Linked DNA regions of Homo sapiens: region 1 is linked to region 2. A link is an interaction called in ENCODE POLR2A ChIA-PET data of the cell type or tissue named here. Cell type or tissue: Caco-2. All regions are shown on one strand. Each heading gives the region's core, and the rest is flanking DNA. Links, peaks and the distances in the headings are about the cores only. Region 1 holds the start of NECTIN4-AS1 (NECTIN4 antisense RNA 1). Region 2 overlaps LOC124904443 (a long non-coding RNA gene).

Evidence for each region. ChIA-PET counts read pairs that join two places held together with the same protein. Peaks named below come from ENCODE experiments on the same cell type or tissue, not always from the same donor. Only the 100,000 strongest peaks of a DNase experiment are listed, where the experiment ranks them.
Region 1: POLR2A ChIA-PET joins it to region 2 with 11 read pairs; 3 of 35 experiments call an interaction of 5 or more read pairs at or near these places.

The regions. Positions count from the first base shown.
Region 1 is chr1:161,080,978-161,085,977 of GRCh38, forward strand. The region is part of intron 1 of NECTIN4 (nectin cell adhesion molecule 4); the gene reads right to left. NECTIN4-AS1 (NECTIN4 antisense RNA 1) reads left to right here and starts at 2,849. Exons shown (of 4, transcript NR_183641.1): 1 at 2,849-3,101; 2 at 3,675-3,835; 3 at 3,960-4,051. In Caco-2, for the core only: no CTCF peak of the experiment used is centred there; DNase peaks (open chromatin) are centred at 2,161, 2,654 and 3,434.
Region 2 is chr1:161,385,620-161,394,636 of GRCh38, forward strand. LOC124904443 (a long non-coding RNA gene) reads left to right here. Exons shown (of 2, transcript XR_007066693.1): 2 at 843-1,888. Among named protein-coding and RNA genes, the nearest start is that of TRV-CAC1-1, 9.6 kb to the right of the region's middle. RefSeq lists an enhancer at 4,063-4,262 and a silencer at 4,443-4,662. In Caco-2, for the core only: no CTCF peak of the experiment used is centred there; a DNase peak (open chromatin) is centred at 4,472; H3K4me3 peaks cover 1,403 bases.

The DNA of each region.
Region 1 (5,000 bases), core at 1-5,000, 310 kb before region 2:
GACTGAATCATTTGGGAGGGCCCCATGCATGAGTTGGGTAGGATTAGGAGGGAGAGAGGCCTAGAAAGGCATTCTAAATCAGGAACCACGGTGAGCAAACACCAAGGAGATGGAGAAGGTGGCTTGTTTAGGAAGCAAAGAGGAGAGGACCCAGCCTAAGACAGGGTGTGTGTGTTGAGCAGGAGTGGAAAATATGGTTGGGACAGGGTGGGGCCAAATCACCGGGGAACTTCCATACCAGCAAAGGAATTCATACTTGGTCAAGAGGAAATGGGGAGTCACTAAAGGTTCCTTAGCCAGGGAGTGCCATGAGCAAGTGGTGAGGGGCAGTCACTGAAGGCTGCAGCTGCAGCCTGGGTGCAGTAGTGCTAGGGTGGAGAGGAGGGGACAGTTCTGGGGGGAGATTTGACAGGGATTTGGTCACTGACCAGAAAGAGAGATGAAGGAGAGGAAAGACTCAAAGGCAGCTCCTAAATTTCTAGGATGAGTAACTTATGAGGGAGACAGGGCCTGAGGATGTTCATTTTTGGGAAGAAATAAATTTGGAGTCATGGAATCAAAAGTGAAATATGGGGATTGGGGCCTGGGGGCAGAGCAAAGGAACATGCTGGGATGGCAGGAGCTCCTTGCCTTGGAACGCGTGCCCCAGCAACCCCCAACAGTGTGTTGTCCCTGCCTCTGCCCAGCAAGCCACACACCTTGTTGTTCCTCACCTCTGCTCACACCGTACCCGCTGCCTGGAATGCCCTCCTCCCTATATCTGGTAGCACCTACTCATCATTTAAGACTCCGCTTAGACATCATTTCCAGCAGGAGTCCTCCCTCCTCCCACCCCCACCCCAGGCAGCATTAGGTGCCCTTCCTCTGTGCTCCCCAGCACCCTGCTTTCATTCCCATCACAGCACTTTATCCCTATTTTCTGGGCCTCACATCACCATTGGAACCATTGTTTCTGATTTAGTGCTCAGTGGTATGTGGGTTCCGTCAACATTTATTGACCAAGTGAATGAATGAACAGGTGAATTAATAAATGAGAGAGACAGAAGGAAAGTGTAGAATGAGGAGGAACAGGCTGGGCACAGTGGCTCACACCCTAATCCCAGCACTTTGGGAAGCTGAGGCAGGCAGATCACCTGAGGTCAGGAGTTTGAGACCAGCCTGGCCAAAATGGTGAAACCCTGTCTCTACTAAAAATAAAAAAATTAGATGGGCGTGGTGGCGGGCGCCTGTAGTCCCAGCTACTCGGGAGGCTGAGGTAGGAGAACTGGTGAACCCAGGAGGTGGAGGTTGCAGTGAGCTAAGATCATGCCACTGACCTCCAGCTTGGGCAACAAAGCAAGACACCATCCCCCCGCCACCAAAAAAAATGAGGAGGAACAAGCATTGGGCTGGCCAGGGAGGAACATTACATGGTAACCTTGGGGTGGAGGCAGGATAGGCTGGGCTAGCTAATTGGGTTCACTGCCAAAGGGAGCACCTCCAGACTGGACAGAGGAAAAAAATAGGGATGGAAGGAGGCAGGCATGGAGGGAGGAAATGAAGCCCCACCAGAATGGATCAGAGAGTTTTAGTGAGGCAGCACATAGAGCACAGGAAGGGGTTCCTGTGGCCCTGCTACCAGAAGGAGAGGGAAGAAGGATGCTGAGAGGGCCCAGATGGGACAGGATAGACCTGCAGGGCCAGATACCAGAGCCCTGACCTGCCTAAGCTAATGTTGGTCCCACCCAGCCCAGCCTGGGAGTCCAGCTAACCACCCGCACCCCTCCCAGGCTTTTTCTCCTCCTGGCACTGGAAAGAACAGGGCTGCCAAGGAAGGGCTGTGAGTGAGCTTGGGTAGGGGATCTCCAGCACAACATATCCTCTGCTTCAAACGCTGGTGTCTGTGAAGGTCACAGGGATCCCAAGACCTGCCCCATTAGGACACTCAAACCTTTCTAAAGACTATTTCTGAGACAATATCAGATGGCATATTTTCCATCCCTATTCCTATACTAGCCAACCACCTGCTGCCTCCCCACCACTAATCACCTATATTTCCCTTGGAAAATACCTTCTTAGGGTACAGCAGGCATTAGATACCCAGCGCATGCCTGAATGTCAATCCTCCATGTTCTCACCTGTGAGTCCACGATCCCCACCCCTAGGGGACACACTGAAGCTTCACAGACCGAGGAACCCAGTAAAACAGGAAATTCCCTTCTGGATATCTCCCACAGATCCTCATTGTTCTAAATCCACTACTTAGTAGGAACATCTCAGCCTGAGGCAACACCCTCCTCCAGCTGCATACCCCCCTACCACCCTAGGGTACAAGAGAAGAGAAAATAGAATTTGGGCCCTAGAATCCCTGTCCTTGTCTAAACAGACCCAGAAGTCCAGGTTTCCAGGCCAGGGCAGGCCAGGACTGCCTCCTCCTTCTCTCCTCCACCCAGTGTCAGCCTGGCGTCAGCATGATGATGTCATCAGACCAAAGGAGACACATTGCCTGCCTGGTGAGGTCACCTTGAGGGCATGTGGTGGCCAGGCCAGGCCAAGCCCAGGGACCCTTCTGTTGCAAATTGTTTACTGAGGCTGGTGGACTCCGGCTGGTTAGACACTCCTCCCTCTGACCCTCCCACCCCTCCTCCCTGGAGTACCAGGACGCTGGTCAGGAGCCTTGGTGACTCAGAAGCTGCCTCACAGCAGCAAGCCTAGCCACAGCCACCACCACCTTGCGCAAGGGAGAGAACAGGCCCAACTGGCCAGACGGGATCCCTGCCCTTGGCCTCCCCCACCCTGGCCAGGCCCCCACGGGCCTCTTTGGAGCCCAGCCCTTTGTGTACCCCGCCCGCTCCCAGACAGGCCCTCCATTCCAGGTTTGGGCTGGCTGGCTCTTCCCCACCCTATGCCTGGGTCTCAACTTTCCTTCCTATGTGAGCCTGGCCTCTGATCTCAGGAGGGGAAACTGAGGCTGGCACTTGCTGACACCCAGCCATCAAGAGCATCTTTAAGGAAGTATCTTTTCTTTATGAGGGGCCTTTCTCCATCAGTATCCCCTGCTGGGACTTACAGATGTGAATGTAGGGGATCGTAGAGGTGGGTCTGTGAGAAGGAGGAAGGGAGTAAGTATGAGTTTTTTGTGTATGGGGAGCTGTGGCTGAGGGCCTGGCCAATCTTAGTGCTGGTTCAAACGCATGTGAGGCTATCTTCTTGCATAAACTGGTGGGTGTTTGGCACATATATGTGTTCATGTCTTATCTTAGGGGCATATACGTACTTACTTGTCTGTGTCCAGAGGGAAGAGCTGTGTATCAGTATGTGTGAATGTGTGTGCACACATGATTCCGTGTGCATGTCACACCCTCTGTATGCATGGAGTGCATTCTTGTCTCGCGGAACTCTGCACACATAGTAAATATTTTGCTGTCGGTTTATCTTGGCTTCCACATGTCTCTCTGTCTCAGCTGCCCTTGGTCTGTGGTATGTGGCTGTGAGCCTTTGCCTCTGCATCCTGCCTGGAATGTCACCCCCAGCATCCTTCCCCACCTTACCCCAAGACTTGAAGACATATTAATCTCAGGCTCAAGGTGGAAGTACCCAGAGATGAGGTCACTGTCCCTCCAGGTGATGGGAACTTGCCATTAAGGACTCCCCAGCAGAACAAAACAAATGTTCCCTCTCCCCTTGCTCCTCAGGTTCCTACTAAAAGGACTGCCAACCTTCTCACCACTACCCCCAGCCACTCCCCTGGGCCCCTCAGCAGCTCTGGCCCCCCAAGGAGGCCTCTCCCTGGGAATCTCTGTCAGGGCTCTGCTGCTGCCACCACCAGAAAAACCAGCTCTGGCTCCAGGCCTGGGTAAGGGTTGTCTGGTGTGGGTTTGGGGGGGTGAGGGGAATCCTGCCTGGGGCTAGGGGGAGGGGTCCAGGCTGTCTAGGGTCTCATGCTCCTTTGTTAACTCCTGCCTCCCCTTACCTGACAGCAACAATCTCCACCGAGAGCTGGAGTATGTGGGTGAGTCTGGGGTGAGAAAGGACCTAGGAGGGACGCACCGAAGCTCACCATCCAGGACAGGTGACACAAACAACCCAGCAAACCCCTTTCCATCCACTCTTTGCCCCATAACCTTGGCCTTGGAGTGCTAAGGAACTTTAAAAACCAGAAGATTCCCTCTCCGCCTTCATCCACCTCCCTCACTTACCCCCCATTGTACTAAGCCCCCCAGCTTAGTGAGAGCTTCCCAGCCTGGGCAAAACGCCCACCCACAGATTAGTGTCTGGGGAGGGGGGCCACACAATCACAAAGGGAGATGAGAACAATGGGGAGGACAGGCCTTGAGGCAGCCCCACTCTGGCCCAGACACAGCTCCCAGCACAGATAAGTCCCCTAAACCCCCCGGAGCCAGAGTCTGAGCCTGGCTGAGTCACCACAACAGCCACACTGTGGGTGGGAGAACCAGGATTCAGCTTCTCCCAAACTCCTGAGATCCTAACCCCTGCTCCACACTGCCCCTCCACCCACCATGGCCAGCTCTGCCCCATCCCAAATCACAGCCTCAACTCCAGCTCTCAGGACACACCAGATTTAGAGGGAAGGGGGTGGGGGTGGCCAGAAAACTATGAGAAAATCTCCTGAGGCCAGAGGCTGCCTGTTCCAGTGAAAGAGTGACCTCAGCCGCCTTCTCCACGGCCTTCCTTTAGGAGGCATGGCAGATGTCTCCCCAGTTCTGAACTTCGCCTCCTCTTTTTTTTTTTTTTTTTTTGACACAGAGTCTCACTCTGTCACCCAGGCTAGAGTGTAGTGGCGCGATCATGGCTCACTGCAACTTCAGTCTCCTTGGATTCAGGCAATCCTCCCAAGTAGCTGGGACCACAGGTATACTACCATGCCTGGCTAACTTTTGTATTTTTTGTAGAGACGGGATTTTGCCGTGTTGCCCAGGCTGGTCTCAAACTCCTGGCCTCAAGGGATTCACCTGCCTTGGCCTCCCAAAGTGCTGGGATTATAGGCGTGAGCCACCACG
Region 2 (9,017 bases), core at 2,188-7,187:
CCCGAGCAGCTAGGCCCACAGGCTTGCACCACCATGCCCAGCTAATTTTTGTATTTTTTATAGAGACAGGGTTTCACCATGTCGCCCAGGCTTGTCTCGAACTCCTGGGCTCAAGTGATCTGCTTGACTCGGCCTCCCAAAGTGCTGGGATTACAGGCATGAGCCACCACTCCCAGCCTAAAGTTATTTTTTTAATTAGAGAAGGAATACTAGCAGATTTCATTGTAGCAAATCGAACAATACCAAGCAGTTACCTAGGTGAACTAAGTAAACCCCCATAGCACTAAGTCCTGGTTATCTATTTCTGTATAACCACTTTGAAATTTAATGGCTGTGGCAGGTTGTATTTTTCTTTTCTTTTTTTTTTTTTAAGAGGGAGTTTCCCTCTTGTTGCCCAGGCTGGAGTGCAGTGGTGCAATCTCGGCTCACTGCAACCTCCACCTCCTGGGTTCAGGCGATTCTCCTGCCTCAGCCTCCCAAGTAGCTGGGAGCCACGTTAGCTGCGCCACCACACCCAGCTAATTTTGTATTTTTAGTAGAGATGGGGTTTCTCCATGTTGGTCAGGCTGGTCTTGAACTCCTGACCTCAGGTGATCCGCCTGCCTCGGCCTCCCAAAGTGCTGGGATTACAGGCGTGAGCTATGGCGCCCAGCCAGGTTGTACTTTTTTCAAGAGAGTTGTAACAAGATATTCCACACCACATGCTCTTCTTTAGTGTGACACTCCTCCCATTAAGAGGTGGAGTCTGTATTCCTTCCTCTTGAACTTGGGTGGGCCTGTAGGTAAGGTGGAAGTGATGCAAGGTCAAAAAAGGTTATACATCTTCCACTTGATTGTCTTAGGAGTCACTCAGAATCCAGCCACCTTGGATATGAGGAAGCAGAGCAACCTCATGGAGAAACCACGTAGGTGTTCCTGCTGACAATCCTAGCCGAGATCCCAGCCAACAGCCAGCATAACCTCAGACATATGTTGAAGTAAATTAAAATGGAGACCAGGCCTGAAGAATCTCTGAGCAGACAAAACCAGTTAGGCCTCATAAGTGACCTCAACCTTGATTTACAAACACAAGGGAAACTTATGTTGAGCCATTTCTTGTAAATGCCTGTATTAAAGAAAAACAAAACTTAAGCTCAACCAATTGGAAGTAGCCAAAAACTTATATAACTAGGGACTTTCCAAGAAGGTGAATGAATGAATAAGGCAACTGTAAAATTGCAATCAATCAAATTATTTATTTTGCTCCACATTTACCCCATAAATACTTGCCCCTGATGATTTGTCATGAGAAAATTAAACTTCTTTTGGTTTGGTATTTCCCAATTCATTAATTGCTTCCTATTCAAATGAACTCTATTTTTTTTTTTTTTGAGATGGAGTCTCGCACTGTCACCTGGGCTGGAGTGCAGTGGTGCGATCTCGGCTCACTGCAACCTCTGCCTCCCCAGTCACACATTTCTCCTGCCTCAGCCTCCCAAGTAGCTGGGATTACAGGCGCGTGCCACCACGCCTGGCTAATTTTTTGTATTTTTAGTAGAGACGGGGTTTCATTATGTTGGCCAGACTGGTCTCAAATCCTGACCTCGTGATCCACCCGACTCGGCCTCCCAAAGTGCTGGGATTACAGGCATGAGCCACAGCACCCGGCTGGTCAAATGAGCTCTTAAAATTTTTTTTTTGTGCCTTAGTTTACCTTTTACATATGTGAATGAGCAACTCCAAATGATTCCAGCCCCAAGCTTTTAAGTCATCTCAGGCTTCCAAGTCTTCTCAGCTGAAGTCTCAGTGATTCTGAAGCAGAGACAAGTCATCCCCACTATACCCTTTCCGAATTCTTGACCCACAGAATCCATGACATAATAAACTGGTTGCTGTTTTGTACCAGTAAGTTTGGAGTGGTTTGTTACACACCAATAGGTAATTGGAACACTCCCTTATCTTCCCCGAGGTAGCATCTTGGTGAAGGTGGAGCAACCAATGACCTAGAGGTAGCAGAAAACGGAGGCAACCTCAGGTCCCTGTGGCTGGACTCTGGCACCCTAATGCTCTCCGATGTGTTGGACTGGCCTTGTCCCTGGGTACCCTGTGCTGAGCAAGGTGCAGCTTTTTTCTGCTGGGCCTTTTGGAGTATCATCCTAACATGAACTTCTCAAGTCCGTGGTCTCATACCATTCTATTTGCCTCTAGTTGCCAAGTCCCTGCCCAGTGGGCTTCCTTGTCTTATTCCCAGACTTCTACAAAAGACATTTATTCTTGTCTATGTATCTTCCCTTAGAAGGAGATGGGAGTCAAATCTGTTCAAAATCCATTCCTCTCTCCATACCCCCAACTCCTGATAGGGCTGGGTGAAGTTCTCACCACCTACTCCTAAGGGTTTTTATTTATTTATTTATATTTATATTTATATTTTTTTTGAGACAGAGTGTCGCACCCAGGTTGGAGTACAGTGGTGTGATATCGGCTCACTGCCAGCTCCGCCTCCCCTCCCGGGTTCATGCCATTCTCCTGGCTCAGCCTCCCGAATAGCTGGGACTACAGGCGAACGCCACCATGCCTAGCTAATTTTTAATATTTTTAGTAGATACGGGGTTTCACCGTGTTAGCCGGGATGGTCTCGATCTCCTGACCTCGTGATCCGCCCGCCTCGGCTTCCCAAAGTGCTGGGATTACAGGCGTGAGCCACGGTGCCCGGCCTCCTAAGGGTTTTAAAATCCATTCCTGGCCGGGCGCGGTGCTCAGGCCTGTAATCCTAGCACTTTCAGAGGCCCAGGTGAGCGGATCATGAGGTCAGGAGTTCGAGACCAGCCTGACCAACATGGTGAAACCCGTCTCTACCAAAAATACAAAAATTAGCCGGGTGTGGTGGCGTGCGCCTGTAATCCCAGCTACTCTGGAAGCTGAGGCAGGAGAATCTCTTGAACCCGGGAGGGGAGGCGGAGGTTGCAGTGAGCCGAGATAGCACCACTGCACTCCAGCCTGGGCGACAGAGCCAGACTCCGTCTCAAAAATAAAATAAAAATAAATAAATAAAATCCTTTCCCTCAGGAGCAGGAGGCTTAGATTCCTTCCAGCACTGGCCTTGCCTTCAGGGTTTCACTGGTATATTTGGGGAGTGTTCTGCAAGGGGTGTAAAAGTGAGCAGCTGCATTTGTTCAAGGCAGCAGGAAGTACTGCTGGGACCCCAAACCCAGCCTCCTGCAGTTTCCTCACTGCCTCACCTTGTGGCCAGAAGAAGCTAGGCAATCCACCCCTTCCATGGTAGGGCCGGGGCTCATGTTCCTTTATTTGGTTCGAACCTCAGTTTACCTCTCCAAGGACTCCAAGATAAAAGCACATTCTTTGTAGGACTGGTTTCAAGTGATGCACCAGTGTAAAAAGGGATTTGCGGGCAATCAGTATAAATGATTTGGGTTTGGATTTAGCTCCGTCACTTAATATAAGGGGATCTTGGGCATGTCTCTACAATTTTATTTCTTCATCTGTAATATCTTGATAATGGTTACTTCATAAGATTATTAAAAGGATTAGATGACACTGTAAATTACTTAGCCTTACAGAAAGTAAATGTAAAGCAGGCCACGCACGGTGGTGGCTCACGCCTTAATTCCAGCACTTTGGGAGGCCGAGGCGGGTGGATCACCTGAGGTCGGGAGTTCCAGACCAGCCTGACCAACACGGAGAAACCCCCATCTCTACTAAAAATACAAAATTAGCTGGGCGTGGTGGCACATGCCTGAAATCCCAGCTACTCGGGAGGCTGAGCCAGGAGAATCGCTTGCACCTGGGAGGCGGAGGTTGCAGTGAGCGGAGATCGCGCCATTGCACTCCAGGCTGGGCAACAAGAGCCAAGAGCCAAACTCCGTCTCAAAAAAAAAAGTAAATGTAAAGCAAAAGTTAGTTACGATTAGAAAAATGCATATTAACAAATTAAAGACTCCGCAAGCTATTTAATTAAAGAGAATTGCTTAATTCTGTCGGACCCCAAATTTTCCTGCTTGACAAATTCACAGAACCCTTTCAAACGAAACACCAATAATTAGGATTAGGGTGGAGACGGAGGAGCTGGAGTGAACGGGACTTGGCTGGAACACGTCCACGCACGAGTATGAGGTGAGGTATGCAGGTCAATGGGAACGCCACTCCCCTCGGGAAGGACACGGCACAGTCTTTTCGTCCTCCTGGGGCTGAACCCGGGACGTCAACACGAGGCTAACGGGACAGCTGTTTCTCCGCTCCCTCGTCACAGCCCGCGCGTGCTCCGCTCCGCTTCCCTTCAACCGACGTATTGCCAGTACCGTCTCCGTCTTGTCCAGCCCCCGCTGTCGGGAACTGAGAGCACCCTTTCCCAGACTTCCGGTCTTGACTCATTGCTGACGGGAAAGCTCCGGACCTCTGCGAGCCGTGGGGCGGGGCGCGGCGAGAGGAGGGGCGGGGCTCACGAGTGACGAAGGGCAGAAGGGCGGGGCGGGACGAGAGGAGGGGAGGGGCGAGCGGAGGGGAGGGACGAGAGGAGGGGCGGGACGAGAGGGGGGCGGGACGAGAGGAGGGGCGGGGCTCACGAGTGACGCAGGGCAGAAGGGCGGGGCGCAAGAGAGACTGAGAGCACTACGCGGGTGAGAGGAGGGGCGGGGCGTGGGAGTGACGGGGCGTGGGAGTGACTGGGCGCGGAGAGGCCGGAGCCGGAGGCGAGGCGAGGCGTGAGAGTGAATGAGGGAGGAGGGCTGTGAGGGGCTGGAGCGCCCCTGGGTGTCCTTGAGATTGCGGGAAATTCGGGTCACTTTTTCCCCAGGCCTCAGGCCTGCCGCGTCGAATTTGGGGTCTTCGCTAGGCCTGCAAGGTTGGCCGACGTTCAGGATCGGTGCCCAGGAGATGGGCTGCCTTCTCTGGGGCTGGGCAAGGGACTCTGCCTGGCAGCGCGCCTGGACCGGGGCGGGAGCACAGGGCTGGATGCGGGGCACCTCGGCGTGATTCGCGGCGGCAAGTCTCTTTTGCATCCCTACCCTGAGTTCCCCCATTCTCTTTCCCCGAAGCAACCACTGTTAGGGTTTTTGCGTGCCCTTCCTAGATGATCTCCAGTCGTCCCTCGGTATCCGCAGGCAGATTAGCTCCAGGACAGCAAGCACCCCATACTAAAATCTGCGGATGCTGAAGTCCCTCCTATAAAATGGCATAGTATTTACCTACAACTACGCACATCCTCCCACACACTTTAAATCAGCTATGGATTACTTGTAATACCTAATACAATGTAGTTATACTGTGTTGTTTGTATTTGCATTATTTTTATTGTTATTTTTCCTAATATTTTGGGAACCCGCTCGTGTGGGAGGTTCCCATACATGTATATATATTAATATGCATAAATATATTTCCTCCATTTTCCCCTTACTCAAAAACCCCACACTACACACTACTCTTCACCCATCTTTTCAGTTAGCAGTAAGTCTTGAATCTGTCCAAGAGCAGGATGACATGCAAAATGAGTGATTTAAAACTCTTTCTACAGCTGGGCTTTAAAGTACTTCCAGCTTTTTACTACTGTTTTGGCAGAGGGCTCACCTATGGGAATTAAAAGATGAATTTCCAGCCTGGGCATATAATAAGACTTGTCACTACAAAATAAAATAAAATTAGCTGGGTGTGGTGGCAGTCGCCTGTGGTCGCAGCTACTCAGGAGGCTGAGGTGGGAGAATCCCTTGAGCCTGGAACGTCGAGGCTGCAGGTTCAAGTGATTCTCCTGCCTCAGCCTCCCTAGTAGCTGGGATTACAGTGTGCACCACTACGCCTGGCTAATTTTTGTATGTTTAGTAGAGACAGGGTTTCACCATGTTGGCCAGGCTGTTCTCAGACTCCTGACCTCAGGTGATCTGCCGGCCTCGGCCTCCCAAAGTGCTGGGATTACAGGCTTGAGCCACTGTGCCTGGCCCGAAGTGGGGAGTTTTTATGCAGCTGGAGAGTAAAGGAGGGGGAGTTTCAGAGACCTGAGGGGAAAAGTCTATGTTTCTTCAGTCTCCGATAATGCCTTGAACAACCAGACTTCTGGGCATCAGCAATTGGACATAACATCCTTAAAGTAATTCATCCGAATCTTCTGCTTTTTTTTTTTTTTTTTTTTGAGACAGGGTCTCACTCTATTGCCCAGGCTGGACTGCAGTGACATGATCTCAGCTCACTGTAACCTCCGTCTCCCAGGTTCAAGCGATTCTGCCACCTCAGCCTCCTGAATAACTGGGACTACAGGCACGTATCACCCAGCTAATTTTTGTTTTTTGTTTTTTTTTGGTAGAGATGATGTTTCACTATGTTGGCCAAGGTTGTCTCGAACTCATGACCTCAAGTAATCTGCCTGCCTCCGCCTCCCGAAGTGCTGGGATTACAGGCATGAGCCACTATGCCTGTTCCTTCTGCAATTTTTTTTTCAAGACCCTGAAGTTATATTCTTTTGCTTGACAAAGAAAACAGTACATCAGCAGTTTATAATTATATTATAGAAGGAATATTGGGCAAAACACAAGTGCAAGCAAGCAAGGGCCTGATCAGAATTTTCATCCTTTCAGTCACTAAAAATGCTGGTGTGGTAAAATCTCAAGGGGTCCCATTATAAAATGTACCTTAGAAATTCCATGGGATGCCATGGTCTTGTTTGTTTTCATAAATAAGGCCTGTCTATCTGCCGCTGGATTTCCCTCTTGTATCCTAGCAAGGATCAGACTTTGTTTTTTGTGTATATTTTTTGATATGGAGTTTCACTCTGTCACCCATGGATGGAATGCAGTGCCGCAATCATAGCTCACAGCAGCTTCAAACTCCTGGGCTCAAGTGATCCTCCCATTTCATTCTCCCAAGTCTTTGGGACTACAGGTGTGCCCCAGTGCACCTGGCTAGGATCAGACTTCAGAAGATCCTGGCCCGACTGGGTGGCACAGGCCCATCACTCTTACTATTTCACTGTGCTCTCCGTAAAGTCCTGAAATATTCTGACCAACAGGGATGGACTCTTTTCAAGATCCACAGAGCTCCGAGGAATTTGTCCTATCCTTTTCTTCCCCTACTGCCTCATGTTGCTGGTGTCTGCTTATAAAGGAGCTAATGGAATGGGTAAACTAGGAGTGCTAGAGTGGTTGGTCTGAGACAAGGGTGAGGGGAAGGAATCAACCACTTTGGGATCAGAACAGAGGAGAAAGCAGGGCCACCACGGGAACTGTAGTTATTCCTTTCTTGCTGCTCTTTGGCTGTAGTTTCCCTCTCCCATACCATCAAGAAGCCCCAGTGAAACCACATGTACCACATTTATATTTCTTGCTCTGAGATCCATTCCCTGCCCTAACTCTCCCTGTTGTACTTGCAGGGAAATGCATTTCCCCAGGATCCCATCATGCAAAGTGAAAGCCAAAATCCTTGCTGTGTTCCACAAGACCCTTCACCTCCTCCTAGCTTACTCTGATCTGGCTACACTGGTTTTTGCTGTTTCTGGGACACAACAGCTTGCTGCTGCCACAGAACCTTTGCACTTTGTAGCCCCTCAGCCTGGAAGCTTGTCCTCTAGATAGTCTACATGGCTAGTTCCCTCACTTCCTTTAGGTCTTAACACAAAAGTTACTTCTCAGGGGGCCTGCCTTGGCCACACTATCTAAAATTCCACATACAAAGACACCCAGATATTTCATCTTCTGTTTCCCTCTTTATTTCTCTTTAGCACTTGTCACATCTGACATACTAAATAAAAACTGTTTCCTCTGCCCACACACTTTTGACATCAAATGTGTGGGTTTTCCACACCAAGCAATTCTCCAGTTCTCAATGGTCACCAATTGTGTGTCCTCCCATCTAACTCAAGTCTGGCACTAATTACCTGGAATTAATGAAGTTCCCACAGGTTAAGGACTCAGGCTCACAAGACTGCTCCTAACTTCAGATGTCAATCACAAGTTCCAGATTCTCATCTGTACTTCTCACCAATTGGCTATCAACTGGGGCTTTCCCAACACCCTCCTCTTGTTTGATAATTTGCCATAATGGCTCACAAACTCAGGGAGACATTTACTTACATTTACCGGTTTATTATAAAGAATATGACAAGGCCGGGCGCAGTGGCTCATGCTTGTAATCCCAGCACTTTGGGAGGCTGAGGTGGGTGGATCACCTGAGAGGTCAGGAGTTCAAGACCAGCCTGGCCAACATGATGAAACTCCATCTCTACTAAAAATACAAAAATTGGCTGGGTGTAGTGGCAGGCGCTGTAATCCCAGCTACTGGGGAGGCTGAGAGAATCGCCTGAACTGAGGAGGTGGAGGTTGCAGTGAGCTGAAATCGTGCCACTGCACTCCAGCCTGGAAAACGAGTGAGACTCTGTCTGCAATAATAATAATAAAAAAATAAAGAATATGACAAAGTTTACAGATGGACAGCCAAATGGAAGATGCACCGAGGGCAAGTATGGGTGAGGGCTTGGAGCATCCATGCTCTATTTAGGCTTGCCATCTTCCCAGCACCACAGTGTGTTCACTAAGCCAGAAACTCTTGGAACCCTGTTGTTTAGGGTTTGAACATAGGTTCCATTACTTAGACAGAATTGATGAAATCATTGACCATTGGAGTCAATCTCCAGCCCCTTTCTCCTCCCCAGAGGTTGGCGATGGAGCTGAAAGTTCCAGCCCTCTGATCATCTGGTTGGTTTCTCTGGAAACTGGCCCCCATCTTCTAGGAATCACCTCATTAGTATAAACTCAGGTGTGCTTGGAAGGGGCTTACTATGGATAACAAAAGACACTCCTCTCACCCCTATTACTCAGGAAATTACAAGTGTTTTAGATCTGTGTTAGGAACTAAGGACAAAGACCAAATGTATACTTCTTCACAATATCACACAAACCATATATTTTATCTTATTATCTGCCTCACAAACTAGGATGTAAACTCTATGAAGACAGGGATTTGTTTTTTGTTTGAGACAGGGTGTCACTCTGTTGCCCAGGCTGGAGTGCAGTGGCACTGAAACGGCCTTGTTATCTGGAGTA